Linked DNA regions of Homo sapiens: region 2 is linked to region 1. A link is a loop called in an ENCODE intact Hi-C map of the cell type or tissue named here. Cell type or tissue: CD4-positive, alpha-beta T cell. All regions are shown on one strand.

Region 1 (2,500 bases):
ACCACACACACCATGTATGTACACGTCACATGCACATACCACACACATTCATTCACATGCAACCCATATACACACATCATATATGCGAACACCACAGATGTGCATGTCCCATGCACATACCACACACAATCACACATTCACACGCCATACACACATGCCATACACACACATGAACACACCATACACATGACACAAACACCATACATACACACCATACACACACACACACACACACACACTGAACATGTACACCACACATGCATGCATGCGCACACATGTAGCTTTCCAAGCACACCACATGCTTGCTTCTGGGCCCGACACAAGCTGCTGCCTGGAAGTCATTCCCCCTCACTTGAACGCCTCCTCCTGATTTCTGCTCCAATATTGCCCCCTCCAGATGCCTCTTATGCCCCCACTCATCCCCTCACACCCCCCACACCCCGGCACCATGCACGCCCACTGCATTCAGGACTGGGTGCTCGCTTACCTGCAAGCTCAGCCGGCATGGGATTGCATCTTCTCTGTCTCATGTCTCCAGCCCGCAACAGAGCTGAACATTTGCAGAGTGAAAGTTGGATAGATGAATTACCAAATTCTTTAGAGTGATCTGTTAGAACCCATAGCTCTTTTTGGGTTTGTGAAATTAGAAAAATGATGCCTGTGGTTTTTAAACTTCACTCATTGATCTTTTCAAAGGGCTTTACCCCCGAGGAAATACAAAGGATGGTATATTTTGCATATTCGAAGTGCATTCGTTCATTTCAACTTTATTAGCTGTGCTTAAATCATCATACTGAAAATGCATGTTTCTGTACTCATATGAGACATTCTAATTAATCTTACACTAGATCAACCAAACATTTGCATCTTGTAGCTGAAAAGTATCGTTTAAAAGTGGCTGAAACTCTGCTTCCTTGTTGGTTTTGACAGTGGTGAGTGAGTACCCATGGTAATGACGGTGAGCCATTCCCTCAGTGCCTCAGGCGGCACATCTTACTCCAGAATGAACATATTATCATAAGATCTGCACAAAGACATATTCGTTTCATGGCATTATTCAGAACTGTTTTGTGTCTATAAAAATTATAATAGCCTTCTGGTTAAACATAACACATTGACTAGAAAGTGACTCTCTTTTTCCTTTTTCAAAAAAACTTTATTGAAACATTAAAATAAACTGGGAAAGTAATTTAAAATTGTAATTAAAAATTACTCAGTACCATACAACAAATTCTGCATTGGTATAATCTGCAATCACAATTTTAGCCACTGGGGAGCGACTTCAGCAAACATTATTTTACAGCCGAATTCTGGAACCACAGGTTAGAGCTCAAAAGAACACGGGCCCCATTGTGCAAATTTTTCCTACTTTAGTCATGAAAAAAAAAAAAAAGTAGTTTGATTATTTGGTGTTAGAAACTGTCTGGAACACAGTTCTGAATTTTAAAAAGAACAATTTTAGGATGATATAGGCACTCTAAGGCATCTCCAGTTTCTAACATAAGTTAATTCTAACCCAAGGATTTTTCTAAAATGTTGTATATTTTAAATTCACACAATGCTTTAGATTTCACTCCTTATAATCTAATCTCAATTCCAAAGGGCATTATTATCATAATGCTCTTTCTCCATGTTGGTAAAATATGAAAAGTGTTAGTTGCAACAAAGGCCCAAAACAAATGGCCCAAATGTCCTCCAGGATGGGCCCTCTGAATGTGCGAGCTCTTGGTAGCAACATGCCTGACTTGAGGTTATACCAAGAAGAAATCATCATTCCCACTGAGGGTCTCCCAGCTGCATGGAAATGGGACAACATTGGTAACAGGTGCCAACCTGTGAGATTTTGGAGCTGTCATTGCTCCCCATGGGCACATGGGTGCACCAGTCATAGAGTACCATAAAGTAGCCAGCACTCCCGCACTTGTCCTTCAAAGCCTGACCCTTCCAGTAGCAGCAATCAGCTTCCTCTAGACCTAGAATCATGCGACAGTCCATTTGCAAAGAGCAGGATAAAGAACTTGAGCCATCTAGTGGGCTCTTGGGCATAGTTGGGAAGACGCAAGGCAAATTCCCTCTTCCAAAATATCCACCTTCCCATTCCACCACACTTAACACTTGGCTATTAAAAACCTTATTCTTGAGGTCAGAAAGACTTGCGGGGCGCTGGAGTTCCCCAGTGAAAATGCCAATAGCACTGGGTAATAAACACGTAAGTTATTGTCATGGGTGATTTGCAAACCTGCCAGCAAGGCAGTGAGCAGTTCCCTGGGTGGGGTCCAGGACGCAAAAGGAGAGAGTTCACGAAAGTCAAGATGAGAGGACGGCAAACGGAGAGCTGCCCAGTGCACAGATCTGCCTGAAGGAACACTGCTTCCCAAGGAAACACATCTGTTTGTTGTGAAGCTCTCACTATGAAAAACAGAATCTGACCGGGCGCGGTGGCTCACGCCTGTAATCCCAACACTCTGGGAGGCTGAGATGGGCAGATTGCTTTAGCTCA
Region 2 (2,500 bases), 230 kb after region 1:
ACCCCTGTCCTGGATTGATAAACTAGGCTGTAAGGCTGGACGGGAAAGGTCACGATGTCTGCTTCTCCTGGTAAACAGGCCTGGGTCATTGGCATGAAGGAACCAGCAGATCTGTGCCAGGAGTCCAGAACAAATAACAAGAGATCCAAGCCCGTTACTTTACAGAAGAGGAGACTAAGGCTCAGAGAAGTCAGCAGAAAAAATACAGGCTTTGGAGTAAGGAGCACCGTGTAAGGACTAATGACTCCTTCTACTGGAACTTGCCTCTTCAAGCCGCTCCAATCCCCACACCTGGTCAATCCCCAAATCTCAACTCCCGCACACATCATCTATGTTCTTTCCGTGCCTACTATCTGTGCGGATTAAATTCTAAATGCCGCACCTGGACCACAGGCCCTCACTCCCCATCTCTTCCTCCCCGCCTCCCGTTTGCGTCCACTGCGCATTCCGCTGACAGGGACTCATCTTCCTAAGACAGTACTTTGGTTTTCTTCCCCTGCTCAGAAACAATCACTGGCTCCCGACTGCCACTAAGACCAAGTTCAACCTCCTTAGGCTTCACGGAAGGTCCTCTACAATGAGGCCTCAAGCAACCTTTCCCCTCCCTCTCTCTGCACCCCCGCAGCTGATCTGCTTCTCTCCCAAAAAAAGCCTTCCTGCACCTAGCCCCCCAGATCTCTGGAGACCCAGAAACCCCCTTTGCCTCTGTCTATTCCCTCTGTGTCTACTAACATCCCTCCCTTGCTGTTCTCCAAGCATTTATTTTCTGCACTACCTCAAATACTTGTCTGCACCTTTTCACGTGAGCATATATAGGTGGGGGAAGGGGTGTGTGTTTCCCGCCACACCCTAGGCCTCTTTAAGTTTGTATCTTGTTCTCTGCATTCAGCACAACCCCTAGCTCAACTCCTTCACAGGAAGCGGTGCTGTAACCATATGCACAGGACACATAAAAGCTGCACACAAGTGGACAACCTCTTCCTGAGCGCCCCCTCCAGGCTGAAAGCACACCACTGCCCGGCCCCAGCAGCTGAGGACTACAGGTTGCGCCTCGACCTCTTGTGGGCTGCTGGCAAACACAAACATGACCACCAGCAACGGCTGTGGTGGGACAGTTTCTGCTGTGGAAATGCCCAGGGTGAGGGCTCCAACTCTGCCTAGAAAGTCAGGGAGGGCTTCCTGGAGGAAGGGTGTGAGGTGAGTGGTGAAGGAGAGTTCCCGAAGTAGACAAGTAGGGCACAATGAGGACAGAACTGAGAGAGAGTGGACGTCCCAGGTTGAAGGACATGCAGGCCAAACCATGAAGGGAACACAGATCCTGTGTAAGGGGATGCTGGGAAGAGCTGGGCCACTGCAGTGGACGCTGGCCTAACAGGAGGTGAAGGTGTGGGAGATGAGCATGGAGCGGCCTGCTTTCAGGACAGAGGACAGATGCGCCCCAGCACTGCAGTCACAGGAACATCTAGCTCTGCCCTCCCTGGACAAGTTGTCTGCCTTGGGTGAACTTTTTTTTTTTTTTCTGAGATGAAGTCTTGTTCTGTGGCCCAGGCTGGAGTGCAGTGGCACAATCACAGCTCACTGCAGCCTCGACCTACTGGGCTCAAGCAATCCTCCTGCCTGAGCCTCCCAAGTAGCTGGAACCACAGGTATGCGCCACCACACCCAGCTAATGTTTTAATTTTTTGTAGAGATGGGGTCTCATCATGTTGCTCAGGCTGGTCTCAGATTCCTGGGCTCAAACAATCCTCCCACTTGCCATTTGCAAGCCCTGTGGTCTTGGATAAGTCACTTAATCATTCAGCACCCCGGTTTCCTCATTTGGAACATGGTAAAAAGAATACTGGCCCTGTGAAGTTGCAATTTTAAGTAACAGTGTTTAAATGTGCTTTCTGAACGTTTGCTCACACTGGTCGCAGTGTCACCGAGTGACAAGTATGAGGCCAGGAAAGGCCAGCGAAGTGTCCTGTCTGCCCAGCTCAGGGCTGCAGCAGAGGAACTGCACCCAGCTTGGACTCCTCTGCCTCCTCTGCTCCAAAAGGCCCGCCTGTGCGCCTCCCTCTCCTTCCTGCAAAGGAGCATGCTTCTCTCAGGCTGCACCACACCTTGCCCTCCCGACGTGGGCTGCAGAAGCCATGGGACCAAGAAGCAAATCGATACCAAGAAGCACAGCCGCATGCCTGATGGGAACTGATCCCAGCAAACGAGTGAGCCAGCAGGGGCTTTCTCGCAGTCCCCAGGGTGTTCCGGGAGAATGCGTCAGAGTATCTGTCCCGGACACCGGTGGTTTTCGGGTTTCCCTCCATGACTAAGACTCTCAATGGAGTACGGCGGCAAAAAGAGGAAAAGCACCAACTCATGTTTTCTGAATCAGCCCGCCAGCTGCAGAACTTTGGGCTCCAGCCAGATCTATGGAACAAGAATCTGCATCTGAACGCCATCTCCAAAGGACTCCTAGGCATTTGAGCTTGAGAAGCGCGGGCTCCCTCCCCACTCTCATCGT

The links. Peaks named below come from ENCODE experiments on the same cell type or tissue, not always from the same donor. Only the 100,000 strongest peaks of a DNase experiment are listed, where the experiment ranks them.
Region 2: a loop joins it to region 1, with 6 times the contacts of the local background. A loop is called at or near these places in 9 of 110 quality-filtered maps.

Annotation. Positions count from the first base shown.
Region 1 is chr10:6,405,210-6,407,709 of GRCh38, reverse strand. All of the region lies in intron 1 of LOC124902370 (a long non-coding RNA gene), which reads left to right. It also overlaps a transcript of PRKCQ not described here. Among named protein-coding and RNA genes, the nearest start is that of LINC02656, 56 kb to the right of the region's middle. In CD4-positive, alpha-beta T cell, CTCF peaks have their summits at 1,075 and 1,278; a DNase peak (open chromatin) is centred at 1,299; H3K4me3 peaks cover 353 bases.
Region 2 is chr10:6,171,843-6,174,342 of GRCh38, reverse strand. It overlaps a transcript of PFKFB3 not described here. Among named protein-coding and RNA genes, the nearest start is that of MIR3155B, 21 kb to the right of the region's middle. RefSeq lists an enhancer at 884-933. In CD4-positive, alpha-beta T cell, a CTCF peak has its summit at 1,048; DNase peaks (open chromatin) are centred at 972 and 2,282; H3K27ac peaks cover 157 bases.